Linked DNA regions of Homo sapiens: region 1 is linked to region 2. The links are chromatin loops, found by intact Hi-C in ENCODE. Cell type or tissue: endothelial cell of umbilical vein. All regions are shown on one strand. Each heading gives the region's core, and the rest is flanking DNA. Links, peaks and the distances in the headings are about the cores only.

Region 1 (5,384 bases), core at 128-5,127, 370 kb after region 2:
CAGAGATTTCTGGAAAGATAACTATTATATTCCATGCACTGTCCTTTCTACTGAAGATGCAGCTATTGCTTCAGAAAAACAACTCAGGAGACACCACACTCGAGCAAGTTTTCCCAGGTCCCTTCTGTACTACAACACCTTATTCCCTCTGCTTTGTGGTCAGTTCCTAATTTCATGGGCGAGAACTAAAGATGACTTTCTACACATGGCTTTTAAGCCATGTCCAATGTGTCCCAAAACTGAACTGGAGAGTTCCGAATCTCAAGGATGGTGTTTGTCTTGATGTGGGACAGATCACCTGCATTCACCTCACCAGGGTGCTGGCTACAAATGCAAATTCCTGGACTCCACACCAAATCTATGATGTTAAACTTGATACAAGTGAGTGGAAAAATGTGCATTTTAAAACACATTTCCTGGGTGATGTTTCTGCACTATGAGCACTACAAGGTTTGTTGCTTTTTTCTTTTTTAAACTATCATCATGACAGAAAAGTTTCTATGGTACCAAAGAGTTTAACAATCATTGATATATGCTACAGTTACACTTCAAGAGTATAGTCATCTAATATTTCCTTGTTTTTTTTTGTTTTGTTTTTTTTTTTTTGAGATGGAGTCTTGCTCTGTCGCCCAGGCTGCAGTGCAGTGGCACAATCTCAGTTCACTGCAACCTCTGCTACCCAGGTTCAAGCGATTCTCCTGCCTCAGCCTCCAAGTAGCTGGGATTACAGGTGCGCACCACCACACCTGGCTAATTTTTGTATTTTTAGTAGAGACGGAGTTTCACCATGTTGGCCAGGCTGGTCTTGAACTCCTGACCTCAGGTGACCCACCCGCCTCAGCCTCCCAAAGTGCTGGGATTACAGGCGTGAGCCACCGCGCCCAGCCTGTTTTTTCTTTTATCCTGTCACATCTTTGGCAGTTGTTTTAATGGAAATTATCTGAAAATAATATGTAAAAATATCTGAGAAAGGCAGTAGAAGACAACATAACTCAAAGGCAAATGCCACATTTAGATGATAGGCTGCTTTCTTTTAGGCAATTAAATAAATTTTTAGAAATACTTAGCAAAATAGAATCTCATTTATTGGTGCTAAATCATGATTATTCTAACAATTAAAATTGGAGGAAAGCAGAAATTTAAAAATAAGTGAAGGGCTTTTCTCCTTTTACAGTAAATGATTATTGCCCTTGCAAAAATCAACCTATATAATTATTTCAATAAAATCATAAAAAGTAAACTACATTTTGAAAATGTAAATTACCTCAGAATGTTTTACTATAGCTTCTAAACAGAACATTTCCACTGTTGCTGAAGGAACTTCTCCAAAACTTTCAGCATAAGGAAGTCCATTTCCTCCAAAACACCATAAACCACCCTGAAATTAAAATAATTAAAATTTTTACTGAAAAAAAGTGACTAATATTTTTGTTTGACAAAAAAAAAGAAATCTCTGTACTAATAGATGGTGTTAGAAAATACTAATGTGTAGGGCCTCAAAATATGTTGGAAATGTAAAAGGAACTTTATGCAAACTGTGGGTTATCAGAATAGAAAACATACAAATTATTCCAAGAAGAGCGCAACCTGTGTCCTCGTCAAGTCTCTCCTCTGTGTCCTTTTGTATGAAAGTGTGAAGACTAACTCACAATTCTTTTAACAAGTAAGAAAAGCCCAGGATGTTCTAGTGTCATCTCTTTCAGCCCCCAGTAGTCACTACAGTATATTATTTTCCAGATTCTGCTAATAGCCTACTTAAAGTCTAATAATCAATATAATTCAAAAGATATAAAGCATTATTGGACAAGTTAAAAAGAAAGAACACGATGACAATGATCACAGAGCTTTCAATTCTTCTTAAGTTGAAATTCAATTCAAGTTCTTATGGAAGGATAAACAAAAATCGTTACAAAAATTACAAAACAGAAGAGTAGTGGGGACTATTTCTAACATATTAAAACATAAATAAAAACATTTCAATTTTCTATTGAATGTTTTCAAAATTAAAGCATTTCAATTTCAACTCTTATCACAGATCAAGGGTTAATGTCACTAATATGCAATAATCTCCTACAAGTCAGTGACAAAAAATACCAACACTATTATAGAAATACAAGCACAGTCATAAACATAAAGTTGTTAGGAAAATAAATACAATGCCTCTAAAATATATAAGAATATATTATAAATTATATATTATATATTTATATATTGTATAGTATATATTTACATTTATTATATACTAATATACTATATATTTATATCTATATATTATATATGTAAATTATATAATATATTTATATTTATATTTTTATATTTTAGAGGCATATTTCTAAATATAATTCATTATATATAAAATACATAAATATAATATAAATATATTTTTTGTATATTTATTTTATAAATATATATAAACAACGCTCAGCACTGTTCATAATGAGAGGCGTGCACACTGAAAGGACACTAAGAAGCTACATTTGTCATCCATCGAACAGACGAGGTTCTAGGGAAACAAGCACGCACAGCACCCTGCTGCGAGTGGTATCAATGGCACGACTTCTATGGAGGACAACCTGGCATCGGTGATCAAGATCACAAGTGCACATGCCCTTTAATAATTGATCCTACAGAGATGCTCACACACAGGGAAAGTGATAGATATGCAAGTTTGCTAGCTGCTGCATTGTTTGTATAATAATAAAGACTGAAAACCAGCTAATATTTATCAATGGGGGTTAGTTAAATCAATTATGGTACAGTTGTACAATGGAATGCCATGCCGGTCTGAAAATTTTGAGTCTCTTCTTACACTGATATATACCAATCTCCACAATAATCCTTAAGTGAGAAAAAGGTATAGAACAGTGTGTATGTATCCTATGCTACTACTCGTGTAGAGAGAGAGAGTGTGTGTGTTGGGGTAGGAGAGATGGAAGGAATGGAGAGAAGATGTATTGCTGCATTGCTGTAGGTGCTTTGGAAGTGCTTCACTTTGGAGCTAGGGTCATAATTGTGTGCATACAGCCCACCTGCTGGCAAAAGAGGACAACTACAAGGTAATGGCTAAAAAATGTATATATTAATATAAAGCCCAGTGTTTTCCATAGGAAATATAATCCATAAGATTCTGCATTTTTAGTTAATTTATAAGGTCCATGGTTCAGTAAACCAACTAAAAATAATTTTTGGCCACTCTATACTTTTTATTCATGCCTTCTTCTCGTATATAATATTATTTTTTTCTAAATTTAAACATGCTTGGATCTCAGAGTCACATCATTTAAACTGAGGACTGAGATGGGGCTAAGTCATGAAAAGTCGTCCTTCTCTGGCAGAGACAATGGTAAATAGTGGATTGGTAAGCTTTGTCGGGGGGTAGGAATTTTTAGTTGAAGATTTATCGCCACATCCTGGCTCCCCCAAACCCCTCTTCCCACCTTGTACCCTTGAATTATCTATCTCATCTAGTTCTACTCTAAATTCCCCAAGGACAGAGAGGAGAGAAGGCAAAGAAAAATGATCTAGGACTTTCATTTGTCTTGGCCATTTCCGCAGTGTGATGTAGAGTGCAGTTCCCATTTCATTCTCACTTTTGGCGAAGCTTGTTACCTATGAATTGGCAGATTTTGTGGCAGTAAGAAGTACAAGCAAAAAGGAATGAATACAAAGGAACAAACTCACAGTATGGTTGTATGGATTATATTCTAAACCCTAATGTAAAAATAAATGTACATAGTTACTGCTACTTTATACTGAACTAAGATATGACAAGACTAAATAAATTCATAAAGATTTAAGAAACACCAAACATCAAATTCTATGAGTGCAACAAAAAATAATTTTATAAGGATTAAGGAAGTGCACAGGAAAAGCTAGAGAATGACAATATTAAAAACAATAATAAAGAGTAGGTACAGGCCGAGCGTGGTAGCTCACGCCTGTAATCCCAACACTTTGGGAGGCTGAGACAAGTGGATTGCTTGAGCCCAGGCGTTCAAGACCAGCCTGGTCAATACAGTGAAACCCCATCTCTACAAAAAATTAGCTGGGCAAGGTGGTGCACACCTGCTGTCCCAGCTACCCGGGAGGCTGAGGTGGGAGGATTGCCTAGCCCAGGGAGGTCAAGGCTGCAGTAAGCCATGATCATGCCACTGCACCCCAGCCTGGGCAACAGAGTGAGACCCTGTCTCAAACAGACAAAAAAAAAAAAGGAATAGGTAGAAAAATGGAAAGGCAACAGTAATATAAAAGAGCTAATCTCTGGTGTTAATTTTTTTTTTTTTTTTTTTTTTTTTGAGATGGAGTCTCTCTCTGTCGCCCAGGCTGGAGTGCAGTGGTGCAATCTCAGCTCGCTGCAAGCTCCGCCTCCCGGGTTCAAGTTATTCTCCTGCCTCAGCCTCCTGAGTAGCTGGGACTATAGGCATGTGCCACCACGCCCAGTTAATTTTTTGTATTCTCAGTAGAGATAGGGTTTCACCATGTTAGACAGGATGGTCTCGATCTCCTGACCTCGTGATCCGCCCGCCTCGGCCTCCCAAAGTGCTGGGATTACAGGCGTAAGCCACTGCACCTGGCCCATCTCTGGTGTTTCTTCATAAAAAGTTACAACCTTAGAGCTCTGTGATTTGTGCAAACTAACTGGGCTTTAAAATGATGTTCATTCTAAAGCAAGAGTTTTTAACAAGGGTCCTTAGGGGTATGGGGTAGATAGAATTCAAGGCAGGTAGGGTGTAAACTTGGATGGAAAAAAAAATTACCTTTGTTTTTTCCTAACCTCTAACTGATATTCTGCATAGTATTCAGTTATGAACACAGACAATAAACCACAGTAACACTAGCAGTACCTGTGATTCTAGCAGTAAGGGAAAGCACAGGTATTTTCATATCACATCTCATGTTGCAGCTATCTGAAAATACGGTTATATTCACTCTTCCTTTCAATGCCAACTATCACCAAACGGTGAAGTTGCACATTCTCATACTAGTGATCCCAAATCTACACTGCTTTCAGCATTCCCTAGCAACAATGGTTTGAGATCAACAGTTCAATGTTCTTATTCAGTGAAGCATCAACAGCATTCACACTGATGTCATTAAAAAATAAAAGGTACATATTGAATGGAACCATATGAAGCTGCCTCTTTCCCCAGCTCTATCCACTGAAGGCCTGAAAGCAATGACAGCAGCAATGAGCTTACCTAGCCCAGAACTTGGTTACTAAATACCATTAGCCCTAAAAGGAACCAAGCCTGCTTAAAAAATCAGCTTATTCTAGGGCTAGAACAGGGAAAGTCTAAGATGAACATTTTCTAATACCAAAAAATAAGCAAGAACTCCAAAAATAATGAATGAAACCATTTACAAAAGACATGGGAGACAACCTG
Region 2 (5,384 bases), core at 205-5,204:
AAGCATCCAAGACTATGGTCGGAATAGCAGTGCAGGTGTTACAGGAAAGGGGTCCTGATCCAGATCCCAAGAGAGGGTTCTTGGATCTTGTGCAAGAAAGAATTCAGGGTGAGTCCATAGAATAAAGTGAAAGCAAGTGTATTAAGAAAGTAAAGGAATAAAGAATGGCTACTCCATAGACAGAGCAGCCCCGAGGGCTGCTGGTTGCCCATTTTTATGGTTGTTTCTTGATGATATGCTAAACAAGGGGTGAATCTCATGTCTCCCCTTTTTAGACCATGCAGGGTAACTTCCTGACATTGCCATGGCACTTGTAAACTGTCATGGTGCAGGTGGGAGTGTAGCAGTGAGGACGACCAGAGGTCACTCTCGTGGCCATCTTGGTCTTGGTGAGATAGGGCCGGCTTCTTTACTGCAACCTGCTTTATCAGCAAGGTCTTTATGACCTGCATCTTGTGCTGACCTCTTATCTCATCTTGTGACTTAGAATGCCTTAACAGTCTGGGAATGCAGCCCAGTAGGTCTCCGCCTCATTTTACCCAGCTCTGTATTCAAGATGGAGTTGCTCTGGTTCGCATGCCTCTGACACCGGGAGAAATTCTCCCTCTCAGCCATCTCTTTCCTAGTGGCCTCTCTCAGCATCATATGTTAGTCACTCCTCCCTTCCTGGTAGGGAAGAGAATGCCTCCGGGTTAGAAAAACACCAGCTGAGAGTTTATAGACATTTCTCTTTGAACATGTGGAACAACAAAGACTACTGATAGACTGTTGGGCATAATTTTAGAATTTGCCTTATTTTGTCAAAGATTAAAGAAAGAAAAGGCCACTTTCCCACTATTCGATTTAACTCAGTCGGATTATACGGTGACAATGTCACTCACTGATTTAAGCTTGAATGTGAGAGATTTAAAAGCAATGGCTTGAAAGGAGTTGTTTTGCATCTTAAAAGAAACCACGACTTCAGAGTGATTTTGATTTTCCATTCCTACAAAGGAAGAAACGAAGCTAAATGCTTTTAATCCTAAAAGTGCCCTTTCAGAATTTCTGGGATCACGGTTGCAAGGCAGAAGTGGAGAACTACCCATTGGATGCCTCTCCAGGAGTCACATCTGTCTCCTCAGACTTTGATCTTCTCAGACATTGCTGGAGAGGCAGGGACAGAAAGTTCAGATGCTACGGAAAGACAGTGTGGGTCAGACCACACAGTGTTCCTTTGAAACTCCTGGCTTACTGGCTTTCCCCCACCCACCCATCAAGTGTGTCCTTTGAGGTGAGACATAACATCAGCTGACTAACAAGATGTTTGCCAGTAATCACATCTGATGACAGTAAATGTCAGTCTCCCAACACAATTTCTATTTTATTTCATTAATACCATCCTCAGTGGTTTGCTTGAAAGGGTTAAATTAGCTAGGCATGGTGGCTCATGCCTGTAATCCCTACACTTTGGGAGGCTGAGGTAAGCAGATCACTTGAGGTCAGGAGTTCAAGACCAGCCTGGGCAACATGGTGAAACCCTGTCTCTACAAAAAATACAAAAATTGGCTGGGCGTGGTGGCAAGTGCCTGTAGACCCAAGTACTTGGGGGGCTGAGGCAGGAGGATTGCTTGAACCCAGGAGGTGGAGGTTGCAGTGAGCTGTGATTGTTCCTCTGCACTCTGCACTCTAGCTGGGCAACAGAGTGAGACTCTGTCTAAAAAAAAAAAAAGAGTTAAATTGGAAAATGTATGTCTTGGTGCTCTGTAAATTGCGAAGCTCTACATAAGTATGATTCCCTGTCTTTATAAATTTGCAATCTGGTGTGCCATGTCTGGGGACAATAACTCCTTCATTGCTCCAGGCACAGAGTTCTGGATTGAGGTCCTGGCTTCTGCTTCTCCAAGATTATCCAAATTTCTTGCTCCTTGAAGGTGGACTTTGAGGACCAGCATCACTTGTGTACCCCATAGCTTCTAATGCAGCAAGCAGGGAATAGACACTCCAGCAAGCAAGTGAATAAGCAAAGAAAACCAGGCCCCCGAGACGCAGGCGGATCCCCAGGCGGATCCCCAGAGGCAACAGAGTCAAATATGCGGGAAAGAATCTGATTCCGGCCAGCAGAGGGCAGGAGCGAGAGGAAACTGGGCATCTCAGCAACAAAGCAGGCTGTGCCAACCTGCGGCCGAGGGCCAGATCGCAAGCCCCGGTGCAGAGAGGACGCCGGGAGAATCCAGCTAATTCTGACAGCCTTTCCCTTGGACTTTAGCTGTAATGTGTGTGTGTTCCATTATCTCACACATCACTGCACTGAATTCCACTTCAACTTCCACCCCCTCCCCCCACCAGGAGCTGGCAGTTAAGATATTTACCAAGATGGTGCTGCCTCTCTAGTAAAACTCAGGAGGATTAAAATAATAATAAACAAACCGAGAGAGGGAGTCCAGAAAAGTGGACTAGGAAGCACAACACAGAAGCAGCTTCAGCACTGGAAAATATTCAGTCGTAAGAATCACCATGCATTCCCTCAGTGCTTGGCAGCCACTTTCTCACTTGAGCCCCATACTCTTTGTATGAGGTATGGGGTGGCTACTTGTGGAGTGCTGTGTCTAAGTCACCCTGCATGGGAGAGGCAGCACCAGGATTCTAACTCAGGATCCTGGGGCCTTATCCACGGCACTCTGTTACCGGGGACACGCTCATTCACTCAACAAACCTTCACGGACTGCCCATCAGTTCTTGTGCCAGGTATACAGAAGGGAAGGACACGGTCCTGTCCTCCAAGAGCTCATCCTCCAAAAGAGCATGGATACTAATAAACAGTCACAGTTTGGTATGACATGGCCATGACAGAGAAGAGTCACCCAACGCAAACTGGGAGGGCCAGTGAACATTTCCAGGAGGAAGTGACAGAAGTTGCCCTGCTGATGACCTCAGTGGCACCATTCATTTTATCACTATGTACCAGAAAATTGTCATAATCTACAGTGACCTCAGATGTGCACAGGGCACCCTCCACCTCTTTGCAATGCCCCTTGCACAGCCATACTGGGAAGCTTGCAGCTGAACCAAGCTTTGAAGGATGACTAGGAGCAGGCAATCAAAGAAAGGAATAGGGGCTAGGGCTGGCGTCGGGTGGAGGGATTCTGGGTGAAGGGGTTGGCACCAGCATAGGGGGTAGGCCTGAGAAATGTCCCCACAGCTGGAGCGTAGGTCTCAGGAGGAATGGTAACAAGAAGACTAAGAAGCAGATGGGGAGGCCAGGAGTTTGAGGAGCTTGGGCAACATAGCAGGACCTCGTCTCCACAAAAAGAAATTAAAAATTAGCCGGCCATGGTGGTGCATGCCTGTAGTCCCACTTACTCAGGAGGCTGAGGCAGGAGGATCACTTGAGCCCAGGAGTTCAAAGTTACAGTGAGGTGTGATCTCACTGCTGCACTCCAGCCTCCAAGGTCTTCAGAGCAAGACCCTATCAAAAAAGAAAAGAAAAGAAAGAAGAAAGGAAGGAAGGAAAGAAGGAAAGAGAAAGAGAGAAAGAAAGAAAGAAAAAAGAGAGGAAGGAAGGAAAAAGAAAAGAAAGAAAAAAGAAGCAGATGAGGCCAGGTCACCTAAAAGGCCTTTTCTACCATGCCAAGGAGGCTAGATGTTACATGGAATGCTATGAGGGTCTTTGGGAGAATATTATACAGGGAAATGGCAATATCATAAATGTGATTTCAGAAATATCATTACTCTAGCAGCATGGAGAATGGATTCGAGAGCGGCAAGTCTGGGGATAGGAGAGCAGTGAGGAGCTTCCCGATGATCCCAGAGCAAAATGACAAGGGCCTGGGGAAAAGACACTCTTGGTGGGGGCAGAGGAAGGGGAGGCTTCCGGAGTTGGGCAGGAAGAAGAACAGATCAAATCTACCAACTAAACAATGGTAAGTGGGAGAGGTCAGGGGTAAGGATGACTGAAGGCTCTGGCTGGGGTCACTGGGCACATGGTGACACCATGTCCCCTGGATAAGCCCCATGAGGGTGGGACTGTGGCTGAGTCACAGCTGTATGGTCAGCACGTGTAGTGACTAGCAGGTAATGGGTGTCTGAGAAGTATTTATGGGGTGAACGCTAGCATGGATGCCTGCGTGAGCAAGACAGGTAGGGATGATGGAACCTGTTGAGTAGGAGACGCCTGAGAGATGGTCACAGGAAGCTGTGCAGCAGGAAGTTGCACAGATGAGACCTGAGTTCAACAGGGAGACCTGAACTGAAGGCAGGGATCTGGGAAGCAGCGGCATTCACGTTCCCAGTGAGGACAGTGGAAGAAGACCTCAGGTCCTGAAAAACACCAACAGCTGAAGGGCCAGCAGAGGAACCTGTGCCCTCAGAGAAGGTTTAAAATCATAGCAAGGAACAATGATGGTGTTGAGAGTTTCAAAAGACAGGAGTCTCTGGGAGGCCAAGTAGAATAAGGAGTGAAATTTACCTATTGAATTTGGCAACCTGGACGTCAGAAGTCACACGGCCCTGGCTGGTAGGAATTCTGAGTCATGCAGGCTGCGGGCAGGGGACCATGACATCTAGCTGAAGCCATGCAAAGATGGGGCCTGAGAGCCAAACCAGGCTGTGACATGCTAGAGCTGGCCCTGATGGGCCCAGGAGCACTCATGGTTAAATTTTCAGGAAATTTGCAAGCTGGTTGTTAAACACAGCCATTATTAAAAATTAAATGGGTCAGGCGCAGTGGTTTATGCCTGTAATCCCAACACTTTGGGAGGCTGAGGCTGGTGGATCACTTGAGGTCAGGAGTTTGAGGTCAGCATGGCCAATATGGTGAAACCCTGTCTCTAGTAAAAATACAAAAATTAGCTGGGCATGGTGGCGGGCGCCTGTAGTCCCAGCTACTCAAGAGGCTGAGGTGTGAGCTTTGAGTCCAGGTGGTTGAGGCTGAAGTGAGCCATGATCATGCCACTGCACTCTAGCCTGGGCAACAGAGGGAGACCCTGTCTCCAAATAAATATAGAAATAAATAAGAAAAATAAATAAAAGTTTAATGATATAAACTTACAAATTGAATAGATTATACTAAAAACAAAAGTAATAAACACTTAAAGCTCATCACTTCCTAGTGATCTACACTTTACTATTACCTATGCCATCAAAGTTTGTTTTTTTTGTTTGTTTGTTTGTTTTTTGTTTTCTTTTTTAGATGGAGTCTTGCTGTGTTTCCCAGCTGGAGTACAGTGGTGTGAACTTGGCTCACTGCAACTTCCACCTCCCAGGTTCAAGCAATTCCCCTGCCTCAGCCTCCCGAGTAGCTGGGACTACAGGCGTGCACCACCACACTGGCTAATTTTTTTTATCTTTTTTTCAGTAGAGATGGGGTTTCACCATGTTGGCCAGGATGGTCTCAATCTCCTGACCTC

Evidence for each region. A loop is a pair of places that touch in the nucleus more often than their neighbours do. Peaks named below come from ENCODE experiments on the same cell type or tissue, not always from the same donor. Only the 100,000 strongest peaks of a DNase experiment are listed, where the experiment ranks them.
Region 1: a loop joins it to region 2, with 19 times the contacts of the local background. A loop is called at or near these places in 6 of 110 quality-filtered maps.

The regions. Positions count from the first base shown.
Region 1 is chr6:158,129,109-158,134,492 of GRCh38, forward strand. It overlaps SERAC1 (serine active site containing 1), which reads right to left. Exons shown (of 17, transcript NM_032861.4): 9 at 1,265-1,378. Among named protein-coding and RNA genes, the nearest start is that of SERAC1, 36 kb to the right of the region's middle. In endothelial cell of umbilical vein, for the core only: a CTCF peak has its summit at 3,052; a DNase peak (open chromatin) is centred at 3,013.
Region 2 is chr6:157,754,723-157,760,106 of GRCh38, forward strand. No RefSeq gene overlaps it. Among named protein-coding and RNA genes, the nearest start is that of SNX9, 66 kb to the right of the region's middle. RefSeq lists a silencer at 595-889. In endothelial cell of umbilical vein, for the core only: a CTCF peak has its summit at 2,103 (motif pointing right); DNase peaks (open chromatin) are centred at 2,149 and 3,929; H3K27ac peaks cover 462 bases.